Linked DNA regions of Homo sapiens: regions 1 and 3 are each linked to region 2. A link is a contact called in ENCODE Hi-C or POLR2A ChIA-PET data. All regions are on one chromosome and are shown on one strand. Each heading gives the region's core, a stretch centred on a gene start or an enhancer-like site at or near the end of the contact. The rest is flanking DNA. Distances are from core to core; before and after follow the strand shown.

The links. A loop is a pair of places that touch in the nucleus more often than their neighbours do. ChIA-PET counts read pairs that join two places held with the same protein, here RNA polymerase II (POLR2A). Pooled maps may share reads with other maps.
Region 1: a loop to region 2 is called in a map of dorsolateral prefrontal cortex, with 4 times the contacts of the local background. The contact joins two enhancer-like sites. A Hi-C loop is called at or near these places in 7 of 168 maps with a recorded cell type or tissue (IMR-90, PC-9, dorsolateral prefrontal cortex and 2 more), 6 of 37 single-sample maps with no recorded cell type and 8 of 50 pooled maps. POLR2A ChIA-PET finds 5 or more read pairs at or near these places in 1 of 52 experiments (PC-9).
Region 3: a map with no recorded cell type shows a loop between it and region 2 (3-fold over the local background). The contact joins two enhancer-like sites. A Hi-C loop is called at or near these places in 1 of 168 maps with a recorded cell type or tissue (GM12878), 3 of 37 single-sample maps with no recorded cell type and 7 of 50 pooled maps.

What each region holds. Positions count from the first base shown.
Region 1 is chr1:65,688,819-65,693,508 of GRCh38, reverse strand. No RefSeq gene overlaps it. Among named protein-coding and RNA genes, the nearest start is that of PDE4B, 100 kb to the left of the region's middle. Within about 2 kb of position 1,773, at least 4 of the 41 ENCODE cell types and tissues checked have a DNase peak (open chromatin) inside an H3K27ac peak, as active enhancers do; they include dorsolateral prefrontal cortex, where a contact is called at or near this core.
Region 2 is chr1:65,946,893-65,951,562 of GRCh38, reverse strand. All of the region lies in intron 3 of PDE4B (phosphodiesterase 4B), which reads right to left. Among named protein-coding and RNA genes, the nearest start is that of PDE4B-AS1, 100 kb to the left of the region's middle. Within about 2 kb of position 2,487, at least 3 of the 41 ENCODE cell types and tissues checked have a DNase peak (open chromatin) inside an H3K27ac peak, as active enhancers do; they include dorsolateral prefrontal cortex, where a contact is called at or near this core.
Region 3 is chr1:66,335,244-66,340,067 of GRCh38, reverse strand. The region is part of intron 8 of PDE4B (phosphodiesterase 4B); the gene reads right to left. Among named protein-coding and RNA genes, the nearest start is that of SGIP1, 200 kb to the left of the region's middle. RefSeq lists a silencer at 1-82 and enhancers at 2,973-3,022, 3,083-3,132. Within about 2 kb of position 3,332, at least 32 of the 41 ENCODE cell types and tissues checked have a DNase peak (open chromatin) inside an H3K27ac peak, as active enhancers do.

The DNA.
Region 1 (4,690 bases), core at 524-3,023, 260 kb after region 2:
AAACTCACCTTTCTTTCCTGGGGAACTTTGCTGCCAGGGAATATATCAGCTAAGACTGTCAATTCATCGAAGTGTTAATGACCACAAAACTCAAAAAGGAAGAGGTCAAATATGTTCCCTTTGTTCCCAAGAAACTTAAAGACTTCTATTGACTTCTTCGCTGGAGATAAGTCATGTGCTTTCCAAGAGGTAGCCACAGCCAAGTTTCAAATAAACCCTATTATGCCTTCCTTCAATGGGTACAATCTTGACTGACATTTACATAAGTAAGAGAGACAAGTGACCCCTCCCAGAGCAATCTCTGTTCCTAACGGTGCCTTCCATCTGTACCCCTGGAGATATTAGAACTGGAAACCTTTAAATGGCGTCTTTTCTTGCATAAAATAAAGAGCCCTCAGCTAGAAGCATCCCGTTACAAGATCACCAAGGTATGATAAGCCATGCTATAGAGTGTATTTCATTCCAAGAGGAGAATCAGAACTGAACAGTTTTAAGTAGAGGAGAGACTTTGATTAGATTTTTATTTGGGGGAAAATAACTGCTGTGTGGAAGTTGATGTTTAGAACAGCATCATTGGAAGGTAAGATGCCTTTGAGGAAGCTGTTGGAAATTATAGTGGGCCAGACTAGAGTTGTGACAGTAATGATAGAAATACGTAAATTGAATGAAGAGATTTAATCTAGTGGACTTATTTGTATATGGGACATGAGGGAGAAGCAGGGGTCAACACGGACACCCAGCTTTTCAAGTTCGACAAGGATGAATGCTAGAGTTAGCCACTTACACTAGGAACACAGAGGGAGAGAAGGGTTGGTGGGAAACACAGATGATTATCAACTTTTTGGGATGCCTTGGGTATGATGCAGATCTGGATTGAAACCGGGTCTCCCTCCATCACAGTCCAGGCCCTCTAATGCAACATAGGGAGCACTCCCATGGAGATGTCCAGAGGACAGCTGGATGAATGGGCCTGGGACTGAGGAGAACTGTCTGGCTGAGACATGAATCTGTGCATCATCAGAAAATGGATAACACCTAAAGCTATGGAAACGGAGGAGCTCTTCCAGGGAAATTGCGTAGATTGGAGAAATAAAAAGGCATGTATCTGGCCCCAGGAAACACCAGAATAAAGGCGGATGAGTCTCCATAGGAGGCTAAGAAAGAGTAGCCTGAGAGGTATGGAGACCATGAGAGTCTTACTTCAGAGAAACCAAGATGACATAAGATTTAAAGGAAGAAAGCGTTGTCAACAGAGTCAAATGCTGCCAAATGAAGAAATAAGAACTGCAGCAAGGAGCCACTTTTCAGTTTAAATGCCTTCAAAGACTCGTGTTTCTTTATTGAGCAATATTCATGAGCATGATATCTGGGTCAGAGTTCACTCAGGGATACAGAACACATTATGTTTGTTAAAGAGAAGGCATTTGGTGCAAGGAATGGGTCACACGAGTGCTGGAAGGCTGGAAGAACAAGAGGGCCCACTGCAATGGCCTAGAGAACAAGAACTGCAGGAAGCAACTGCAACTCCTAGGAGTGAGGAATCCAAAAGGGAGAGATGGTGTTTCCAGAATGAAGAGCTGGGGAGAAGTTCCAGGGGCCTGGAGCTCAGACTTCTTGGAGGAAGCTCTGGAAAGCTGGTGCTCAGACCACTGAGGAAGAAGAATCCAGCCAGGGCTTGGATTACGAAGGGATTTTAAAGCCCATCTGGTGAAGGACAATAGCATGGCCTGTTCACTGACTGCCAAAGAAGGGCGACCCAGCTGCTGCTGGCAACTTAGGGACATGGAGAGGCTGGAGCCAACTGTCTGTGGCTCTAGAGAAACAAGGACAGGAATAGAAAAACAGGAAGTCCATTTCCCCCTTCTCTCACTTCTCAGCCACTTTCTAGTGCCTCACATTGGCAAAACCTAAGGAAAGCAGCTAGCAAAGGAGTTCAGGAAATGCGATTTGCAAAGTCCCAGGCCCAGTTGCCGAGAGATAACAGATTTTTAAGTGCCAGCATGTAAGACCCTATCCAATCTGCCCCATAAAACAAAGTAGCTTGAGCCATGAAATTCAGCATTACTATCCACCAGACATAAAAACATGAGCAAGTTACATGCATCTAAGCTGCTATTTCCTCTCCTATGAAACAAGAATTCAATAGTACATGTCTTCTATTGCACAACATACTCGATCCTGAAAAATCTCACATTCTACAAAATCACACTAAAAATAAAGGACTAAAGGGAAAAAAATGAAATTGAGCATATCTCTCAAAAGCTGTGAAACTTTGCAACCAGACAGAAAAACAATAGCTGGAATCTCTGGAGATAACTTGGACGATCCAGGCAGGCTGCTCAGCACAGTTGAAGGCTGCTCAGCACAGTTGAAGGCTGCTCAGCACAGTTGAAGGCTGCTCAGCACAGTTGAAGGCTGCTTCAGGGGCTATCAAAAAAGCTCAGAGTTATAGAGAGGAGATGGTATCATGTAGGCACTAAGAAAATGCAGATAGAAGTGGAGCTCTGAACCAGAGGGGCTGCAGTGAATGTAGACAGAGGGGGACATGGACCTGCCGAGAGCCAGGATCTTGCGTAAAGCTGGCTTCTCTAGAGAGGGAGCCCCATGGCAGACTCTCATTTTTAGTTTTCTTAAAATAGAGCAGTAAGGGCCCTGAGTCTAAGCCACAGTTGAGCTGAGGGCTTTCTTATTTCCTGCTGAACGTTCTGATTTTATTCCTGCTTTTCTAATTCCCCTAGCCTTGCGGGGTGGGGTGGGGAGACTATCTGAACCAACCCAACTTCATTATACTGAAATCATTCCCTTATTTTCCAATCAAGTATAAGCTAACTGTTGTTACAGAAGCATACATTGTAGCAGAACAAACCTTACCCATATTAGTGTTTCCTGAGAAGTAAACATGAAAACCCATGAAAAGTGCTAAGCAGAATACAAGGAAGAAATTTATGTTTGTGCTGTTGTTCTTATGCCCCCTGCATCTTCTTCCACTGCTTCCTCACATGCAGCCTAAACTATGTGAAGTAGCACCTGGCATGTATTCTTGCAATTTCATGCAACTGCTTGGTTGCCTCTCCTAAAATGTCTACCAGTCTCCTAGCCTCGATTTCTACCCTCAAGGTGTCTGGTTAATTCCTATTCCTTCTCTGCCTTAGCCTAAAGAAGCCTCTGACCCTCTCTGTCCTAGACTCCTAGAGAGCCTTCGTCATCCCTCTACAGCACTTACACCACTGCTGACTGTGTCTCCAACAGGAGGTGGGGCTACTGGAGCGCAAGCACTGCATCCGATTCTCATGTCTATAGCCTCAGTGTCAACTACAGTGCCTGGAACCACCAAGTTTGGCTGTTGACAACGTTATCCCACAGGGAATAGTCAATGATAACCTGGGATTAGACTGCAGAAGGGTTTATACACCTACTTTTAGAATTCAAGTATTATTTGGTCAATACCAGAGAACTCGCAAATGTTTTTAAAAAGGCAGTCAAAACTGGCCCTCGGATGAATGAATGCAGCATCTCTAGGTCAGATGGACTGGATGAGGGCAGACTGGGGGTGTGAAACCTCAGAAGGCTCATGCTGTGAGCAGAGCAGAGGTGATGGGGGTAAAACAGGGAGCCCATAGAGGGAAGGAGGGGAGAAGGGAGGGCCTCAGATGGAAGCTTCAGAACTTGGCAATTGATAAGATGGGGAGAAGACTCCACAGCAACTCTCATATTTTATGCTTAGGATTCTGGAAGAATATTCACCCTCTTTCAAAATGGGAATAGGGGAAGAAAAAGCTTATTGGGAGTGAGAACTTGAGCGTGATTTTGCTCATCTGGTATTTCACTTGGTAAGGTAGAGACCCAAGTTTTAGTCCCTCTCAGCCCAAGTTAAGCTGTTGGTTAGTAAGTCTTTTTGTTTGTTTGTTTTGTTTTTTGTGATAGAGTCTCGCTCTGTCACCCAGGCTGGAGTATAGTGGTGCGAGCTCGGCTCACTGCAACCTTCGCCTCCTAAGTTGAAGCAATTCTCCTGCCTCAGCCTCCTAAGTAGCTGGGATTATAGGTGTGTGCCACCATGCCTGGCTAATTTTTGTATTTTTACTACAGAAGAGGTTTCACCATTATAGCCAGGCTGGTCTCGAACTCCTGGCCTCAAGTGATCTGCCCACCTCAGCGTCCCAAAGCGCTAGGATTACAGGAGTGAGCCACCACTCCTGGCTGGTTAATAAGTTTTAAATGTCAGTGTGCACAAATCTTTCCAGTGGCAAGAAAAAAAAAAGCAACAACAACAAAACCACACCTCTGTGTTCCTCCTCCTTTTCTCCTTTGACTTAATACTGAACAAACAATGTCGGTTTCTAGCCACTTGCTTGTCAAAATTTTGTGTGGTGGTAGAAAGAGAGATTGGAATGAGGACAAGACAATTACCATGATAGGGGAGGACTAGGACAGAAGTAGTGGCCAGAGATGAAGGGTGATGCAGGATTAAGGATGAATAAGAACAACAGCCAGTGCCAGATCTCTGGACTCCAGCACCAGCCATATGTCATCCCAGCCAAGTGAGTGACGACATCAGAGAAGCCAAATAGCCCTGTCCTCTATCTTCAAACTGCTGGGGTGAGCGAGCTGCAAGAATAAAACAGAGCTGACCTTTCTTTTCTGTTTCCCATCTCCTGCCTTGGAGATTCTGGTCCATTCTACTTACAACCAA
Region 2 (4,670 bases), core at 1,238-3,737:
TCATAAACTGCCTTAAATCAACTCAGGAGACAATGACTTACTTCCAGACCCTTCAGAACTATTGAAGTCCTGACGAGAGGTGACACTTTTTTTACTGGATCAAAAACAAACAAAAAGAATGCATAAATTTCCAAACTCAAACTAAAAAAATAGGAAAGCCAAATCTTATTCTTGGCCACTTCTACATTACTTTTGTATCATCCCTTCTCTTGTCCCTTTCTCTCATCCCCTTTTCAGAAATAACGTGTATTAGTATAAAGAAATTTTCACTGGCACATGGAAAGGAAAAAGGTTAAGCCTTTCTCATGCTAGATCACACAATTCTGAATGTGACAACGTATCTGAAAGGAGATGTTCTCATAATCCCTCACTGCAACCATTATATGCAAGAACAAAGGTAAGGAGAGAGAAAAGTAAAGTTAACTCAGTAGGGAATAACATTTTTGATGTGGAGACTTGAAGAGTTGACAGCAGACCAGGAAGAGAGATGCTATTTGCGTGACGGTCCCTTGTTAAACATAGTGAATGGGCATTTGGGATTGAGTATAATTCCACTAAAAAGGAGGAAAGATAAACACAACCTTCTTATCCAAGACTATAGAAGATTTCCAGACGGTTTAAAGAAATGTATTTCTTACCTAGGACACAGAAAAACTTCATGCTGATCATTATAGTTCCTAATAGCTCTGTAATATTGTGGTGAATGTGGCTGGTGTTTGCCCACATTCCCTTTTCTGGTTGTACCATCTCCCATTTGCTGTGACTTTTGGAGATAACAACAAACAGCTCACCCCTATTCCAGAGAATCGCCCTGAACCAGATGGAAGCCACTTTGCCTGGGTGGATACACCACTTTCCCTCCCTTCTCCAGGGTTGACTCAGCCAATGACCTCCTGGCATGGGATACACAAGGCCAGCCTCTTTTTCTCTATGTACGACTAGTTCTGTTGTGTAATTTGTGCTCCAGTGTCCTGTAGGATCAGACTGAAGCTAGTCCCTCCTGAGACCACATTCTTGCTTGGCGTTTTCCCCATCCTATTCTGCTTCCCTCACTCCCCTATTGAGCACATCCCCAATAAGTGACTTAAACAAGGATCCCTAACCTGAATGGAACCCAATCTATGACCACTGATACAAGAAGCACTTCTAAGAGACAGACTGTAAAGATGGGGATCCTGGAGTTGGATCATTTTCCAGCTGGATGATAATGAGAACCCTATTGCTGGTGATAGGTGGAATGTTGATAGTCCTTGGAATGCTGGTGCATTTTACTGGCTTTCACCTATGCTGTCCTGTGATGGGATACAGGTGGAAGCGGTGCAATAGCTGCGACAATACTCTGGGTGTTTTAGAGATATGAAGAAATAACAACTATAAGAATGTGGAATTGGTTGGCTACTGCTCAGCACCAGTGATTGAAGAGAGAAAATGACAGGTTCAAGTCTATTAATCAACAAAGTAAATTAGCAAAGTGAGAGTAACAGGAACTCCTAGGCACTATTTAAATAAAACTTCCACTTCTGCACCTGGATGGCAGCCACGGTTGAAGAACAAGAGAAAACAAAATTAATTGTTAGCAGTGCATCAGAGAAAGCTGGATCTCAGTCTAGGCAGGTCTCTTACACAAACTTAGAGCCCTGAAGGGAGTGGGGCCCTGATGCTTGGATGGGGATATCTGTATCGACACAGTTAAGAATCTCAAATCTTGGGTTATCCTGAGTCCTATGCACCTGAAAATGTGACCAATTATCTCTTATTGGAAGACAGAGCTACACACACACACACACGTTTGAAGTTATACAAAGGTATCAAGTGAGGCAGGTATCTTAGATAACATTTCTTTACCTTCTCAGGACTTGCTCCACTTCCTCTCTTGGTTCATAATTAGAGTAAAATCTCAGCATAACCTGATCAAAAGTGTTGGGACAGGTAAAGCAGAAAAGAAATTATATGCCTAAAAACATCAAGACATGGATAACATGTTACCATCAGGAACTGGAAGTGGTTCCTCAGGGGGTTAAATCAAGAGAAGATAGGCTATACAGCTGTGTTAGGGAGTGTTTTGCAATATAGTGGCACTTTCCAGTGACACAGGATTTAATGCCCTGGCAAGAGCCCCAGTGATTGCTGTAATCAGCTGATACAATTAACTTTGAAAGCCTGAGAAAAGGAAAGGCCTACAGTAAACAAAATAGAGATGCCAGAATTGCTGTAGCAAATGATGGAGGAAGGGCTTAAAAGGCTCACAGAAGCAACATGCAAGCAATGGGTCCGTTCTATGAGACAGAAAACCCTGTACCGACCATATTCCTTAGGGAGGCCCATAAGACATGCCCAAGGCAATAAGGTCAGAAGGACCCCTGGGAATAATGATGTGAGATATTGTTATGGTAGTGGGTTCCCTAATAGCAATGGAGATGATAGGATCTGAGAAGAGCAGAGGCTAGGTGGCAGCATGTACCCAATAGAAGAGCGGTGGACAGAAGGCTATAATCCACAGCAAGTTCAGAATGAGTCAGCAAGGCATGACCCACAGAATTTATGGAAAGGGCTCATAGAACATTTTGTCCCTAGGGGCAAGATAGATAGGCAGCCAATAAGGGTATTTGAATATGAATATTCAAAAGAGATACGTGACGGCAGAGTAGAAGTTTGAGGTCAGCTATGCTCAGTGAAAAGCCTTATTTCCATGCTCAGCTTTTAGGCCTGAGCCAGTTCTGTGACCCAAAACACATCAACTGAAAAACAAGAAAGATGTTGCAACACCATCGATCAATCCGTAAATTACTCAGATATTTCCAAACACGTGAATACAGATTGATGCTGATAGCCAAAGATCCCAAACACCATCATTGCCTGTGATAGTTAATACTGAGTCCAACTTGATCGGATTGAAGGATACAAAGTATTGACCCTGGGTGTGTCTGTGAGGGTGTTGCCAAAGGAATTAACATTTGAGTCAGTGGGCTGGGAAAGGCTGACCCAATCTTAATTGGATGGGCACCATCTAATCAGCTGCCAGTGAATATAAAACAGACAGAAAAACGTGAAAAGGAGAGACTGGTCTAGCCTCTCAGCCTCTATCTTTCTCCCATGCTGGATACTTCCTGCCCTTGAACATCAGACTCCAAGTTCTTCAGTTTTGAGACTCAGACTGGCTATCCTTGCTCCTCAAGCTTGCAGGCATCCTATTGTGGGACCTTGTGATCATGTAAGTTAATACATAATAAGCTCTCATATATATAATATATATATGATTCTAGAGAACCCTGACTAATACATTACCCTCCTGCTAAGAGTAGAGGTATATGGAAGTCAACTAGCAACCGGAGTCCAAACCATGTCTGTCTCACAATGGGTACGGGTGGGCCTTTGCACAATTTCCAAATGTACAATTGGGATGGGCATACTTAGCAGTTGGCAGAACCCTTTGTTCATTGAATTGTAAAGTTATAGCTGTTGTTGTAGCAAAGGCCCAGAGAATGATCCTGGATATGCCAGTAAGACACTTCCACGAGGATAATGAATTTATAAATATATATGATTATATATATTTATGTATATGTATGCATATATTATATATAGTATATATATTTATGTATATGTATTCATATATATTATATATAGTATATATATTGCATCTGTATTAGTTTCCTATGGCTGCTATAACAAAGTACACAAACTAAGTGGCTTTAAACAACAGAAGTTTATTTCACAGTTCTGGAGGCTAGAAATCTAAAAATAAGGTGTCAGCAGGTCTATGCTCCCTCCAAAGTCTTAGAAGGAGGATTCTTCCTCATCTCTTCCATCTTCTGGTAGCCCCCAGGCAATCCATCACTTGTGGCAGCATAACTCCAATCTCTGCCTCCAGATTTACATAACTGTCTTCCCTCTGTGTCTATAGCTGTGTCTAAATTTCCCTTTTCTGATAAAGATACCAGTCATACTGGGAAAGGGTCCACCCTATTCCAGTATGACCTCATCTTAACTAATAATATCTGCATCCACCCTATTTCTAAACAAGGTCACATTCATAGATACCAGGGGATAGGACTTCAATATATCCTTTGGGGATATAATTCAACCCATAACAGCATCTCAAGGAAATGGCAAAAATTAGTGCCACCCTCCAAGTCTTCAAGGAGACAGGAATGGTGGTCCCTAATGGGGTCCTATTTAATACACGAGCCGAGCCTGGCCTTGCAAAAACTGTGGACCACCTGTTAACCAAGAGTCACCAAGCACACCAAAAGTATGTCGCCACTGAACTGGCAAATGTTTTCTTTTTCATTTTTATCAGAAAGAAGGATCGGAAGAAGTTCTCATTCACATAAACAGATAATAGTGTATATCCACAGTCTTGCCCCAGGGCTGTGTTAATTCTCCTGCTCTTTGTCATAACATTGTCAGCACAGCCTTGAGTCATCTGGACATTCTGCAGAACATCACACTGGTCCACTATATTGAGGATGTCATGTTAACCGTGCCTGATGTGCAAAAAGTGGCAAGTATTCTGGATGCTTTGGAAAGAAACGTGTGTTCTAGAGGAAGATTCAAGAGGCTGCCCCATAGGTAAACATCTTAGGGTCCGAGTGTTCTGAGCATCCTGGGATATGTATTCCAAAGTAAAGGGCAAATTACTATCTTGCCTCCTAGCTTTGAAAGAGAAT
Region 3 (4,824 bases), core at 2,083-4,582, 390 kb before region 2:
GCACAAATTTGCCCTGGCATCTTCTTGTTTAGTAAGTCCTGGCTTCCAGATGTCTGAGCTATCTCCACTTGTTGAGCACACTTTTACTCAGAAGAAAAATGTTTTGGAAGAATACTGCAAATGCAAGCACCATCGCCCTTGGTTTTTCTTTCATAGACAACAATGGCATACAACCTAGGAGCCTTTTAGACTCGGACATATTCTAAAAAAAAAAAAACAACAAAAAAAACAAACAAAAAAAAACTAAACAATTTTTAAAAGATGAGAAAAAAGTATTAAAAAAATGGAGACTAAACATTTATTCTGCTAACGGGTTGAATTCTATTTTTGAAGACTAGTGTTCTACATTTACATTTACATTTGACAATCTAAACATAACTATTATTTTTTCCCCAATGTGGAGAAAGATACTCCCCTTAAAATGATTTATTTATCAGATTTTGAGACTATTATGCTCTCTTATCAGGTAGCCAGAGGTAAAACAATCAAAGGCAATGTCCTCTTCATTTCTGTTTGTTTTTTAGAGACTTGCTCACTTGAGGACTTTCAAGTGAGTTAGGCAGAAAGATTGGGCCAAATGGATTACCATTGAGTAAAGAAATGGTTCTGTTAAAACCAATGAAGAACTATTTGAATAAAACAAAACAGATTACAAATCAAACTTACTACAAAGCACCAAATAACTTTCAAACTCTTTGATTTGCTAAGTTTTGAGAAGACTAGAACTTGGAATACTGAATTGCACTAATACTAATACTCACTAATACAACTCCATTTTGTCATAGAAAGAGTAACTGAAACAATGACAAAGAATAAATAGCTTAATCTTCTCTTTCATCTTTATTTGAAGACAATGCCCAAGGAAAACAGTGGACATGTTACTTCCAAAAATTTCCCTTACATATTACTGAAGCATTAATTCTCTGTTTTATGGTCATGTTCCATGCCTTGGAAAGGTTGTGGCATATAATGAAATTGCCCAAATCATTTGAATGATCATATAAATTAAAAAATAAGAATAACTTATCTCTTTTTTTTTTTTTTTTTTTGAGACGGAGTCTCGCTCTGTCGCCCAGGCTGGAGTGCAGTGGCGGGATCTCGGCTCACTGCAAGCTCCGCCTCCCGGGTTCACGCCATTCTCCTGCCTCAGCCTCCCAAGTAGCTGGGACTACAGGCGCCCGCCACTACGCCCGGCTAATTTTTTTGTATTTTTAGTAGAGACGGGGTTTCACCGTTTTAGCCGGGATGGTCTCGATATCCTGACCTTGTGATCCGCCCGCCTCGGCCTCCCAAAGTGCTGGGATTACAGGCGTGAGCCACCGCGCCCGGCCAAGAATAGCTTATCTCTATTTCCCTTTTTATTTTGAGAAGCAGGGAAAAAGGGAATTTGGGGTTAGTCTACAGTGCTTTGAACAGACCTTTACTATCTTATCTTAGGCTATGTTGGAGAATTTTAAGAAACAGATAGTGAAGTGAGCAAATTGATCTGAAATAGGCAATGGATTAGTTTAATACTATTATTTGCATTTTTATGAGCACTTTATAACCATTTTCTATAATTGCGATTGCTCTTTCCCCTTACACTGCTTCCCAGGCAAGAAGACTGAGCTTAGGGCAATTAATGGCCATCCTAGAGGCTGTGAGTATGGTAGCTACAGAATATAAATTTGAACTAGGCCTCACTAATAATGCTTGCCACAGTTGAAAGAACAAGATCACCCACCAACCAATCCAAAATCCCCTTAGAAGAATTATTAAATAACTCTAAACTTTTTTCTTTCTTTATATGCCTCATTGGGATCATTGATGGTAAGTCAGATGGACTGGATATGAATCCTGGCTCTATGATTTACCTTAAGCAAGTTATTTCAACTTTGTATGCCTCACTTTACTCATCTGTAAAGCAGGAATAATAACAGTACCTATTTCAAAGTGTTACTGTGAATATTGATTACAGAATGAGGTAAAGAGCTTAGCACAATGTTTGCATACACCTGTAAAGGTAGTTCTGTTGTTTACTAATATTATTCAATCAATAAACTGAAGAGCTGGGTCTTTTCCAATTATTTTGTTTTATAGAAGAGAATATGGAAAGATTCCAAATAGTTTTATTGTCTATATTACTATACCTAAGTAAAGGCAGGGCTAGAACTCAAACTCATGGCTTATTCCTAGGCTCTTTTCACTTTATTTTGCTCCCTCCATAATTTAGTCTATATAAATCTGAGCAGTAAAGAGAGAAAAGTTGAACCAAAAAAATGTGTGAGTGCCCACCTGGCTACCAGAACTGATTTTAATTCTATTCTGCCCTCTAATCCAGGGTCACCTCTAACATGTGTGGGGCCACACACTGTAAGTCTAAATATACAAAGATATACATTGAGCTATCTCCTTTACCTTGACAGATATCCCTCCATAACAGCCTGGAAGGTCAGGTTGAATTTAGAATTCTTGAACTCCTTGGATATGGGTTGGCCCTCCTCTTTCCCCATGTCCTTCCATCTCCAGGGACCTGTGAGCAGCCGTCGTGAGCCCTGGACCGCAGCCTGCTTACCCAAGTTCCTCCTACACAAGTCTCTTCACACCTCTCATTGCTGCCTCTTGGTTAAACTCCTTAGGCCTAAGGGTGTGTATGCCTGCAGCACATCCCAGGAAGAGGCTTGTGTGGCCGGGAAGTGGGTTCAAAGCCATTTGGACAGAGAATGTGGGGGTCCAGCAGATGCAAAATGTAGTTTAGAGAGGGGAGCAAAGCTGCTCCCTTGGCCCGGCCAACTCCTTACTTCCTTGGGTGGAGGGCAGCAGAAGGAAGGCCAGGCTAAGGCCCTCTGATTACAGCACAGGGCCCAGCAAATGGATGCATCTTATGCTAAGGGCGGCACTGCTGTAATCATATCATTACATTTTAGGCAAAAGTGGCATGAATATTCCTTTCAAGGACTGAGCGCCTGTCTACCCTCTCTCTTACAGAGTTCTAAGATGAATCCATTGGCCAGTAAGATCTATTTCCTGTCAGTTCTGCAGGAGCTGGCATTTTCCATAGTTATTGATTATTTAGTTAAATACAAAATGGTTCACCCCTCATTAGGGCAATCAGCCTGTCATGATCACCATCCAGTGTCATGCAGCCTAATTCCCAGCTGGCTCGGGGCCTGGTAGAATAGTGTGACTTTATCCTGCAAACCCAAGAGCACTGGCAATTAGTTGCCTTTGTGCTCCATGTTTAGTACTGTAGTATGGCTGCACCTGAAGAACTGGAAAAATAAGCCTGCATAGCCAGGAGGACTCACTTCCTCATGATGGTTATCTGTAGCCGACTTCACAATGCCTTAAGAGAAGAAGGACCATCTATCTTCCATTTCTATCTTAGCAAACATTTACTCAAGTGCTAAGTCCTAATGCTTCATTCTAAAAAAAAAGTACTAATACACAGGGCCACTCTTCAACAACAGAATATCCATTTTCACCCAGCAGCACCCAACCTTTGTTCTGCATATAAAACAGCCCCAGAGCCAAACCAATGGAGAATGAAAAGGACAGTGGAGGGCGTTTGTGGGGGAAGTGAAGACAGTGACTAGTTGCTTGAATATAGCTTTTCTGAATACCACAGTATGTTCATCTTTTGAAAAACATTTAGCATTCTGGGTAAGAATGACCCTTTTGACGTTTTTCACCTGAAAATTCTAGGTGAAAGACTAGGTTTCTCAGTACAATGAGGGAAGGAACACCTCCCCATTCCCCGCCAGTCACAATTACGCCTCCCTGGGATTGTTCTGGGTTGGTCCTTCCTCAGCCACTGTTGTTGCAACCCTGTACTTTACTGACTGCGTCTGTCAGGAAGGAGACAGGAAATTGTAGTCACCCTCACAGCAGCTGCGCCATTCCTCCTATCCTCCTCTAATGACGTTGGTTGGCTTTGGTGACACGAGGTCAGGAACTGAGCCACAGTGAAGGTCAGGAAGATAGGTCACTGTTTATGCCGTTGTTGGGCTGGGGACCCTGCTGAGGCTATTTGCTTTCTTCCTTTCTATACTGTTTCTCTTTCCGTTCCTCTTTTTATAATGGAGAGCCAAAGCATCCTGTTTTCAAAACATCTGACTGTTTTGCCACTGAGGAACTCATGCTCTGATGCATTTTGCTGAAGTGTAAGACAATTCTTCTAATTCAGGAGGTGATGAAAATTGAAACACAAAATTAATGAACAATTCTAAGAAGGCAATCTGTTGTTAAGCAAAACGGCTAGCTCTAACATGTCTAATCGAATTTGGGCAGCTGGCAGGAGGTTCACTAGCCATCCTTTTCATCTTAAATAACAATACCATTGCCTTGTAAAACTTCTGCTGAACTTATTCCATCTTCTAGTAATTCTTGGAGGAAAATAATTTACAAGACTAACCTACCTGGCAGCACCATTCTCTAAAATTCTGGAATTCCATCTGGACTGTGGCCAGCATTAAGGGATCAGAGAAATTTGGGCCAAACAGAGGACGATGTTTCTTAGCTAACTCTCTAGGCTATGAAGTACATTTGAGAAAGTCTTTTAGGAGATTTGAATCACTCAGTTTTCTTCAAAATTTAAAGGATTAAGGAAAACAAACAAACTAAAAAAGCACAACCCTACCTAGATGAAGTAAAGATGAAAGATGCTTGCTTTTCCTCCACCAAACACAGTTAACTCTCTACCAGTTGCATGTAGACTGCACTTATGTAATTCCCAAATACCCCTCAGCATAACACAATTTCACCTATCGCTGTTCTTAAGATCAGACATTGCAAACAAAACTTAGTGGCCACGTAGCTGAAACAGAACTAGGAACACAGAGTTTT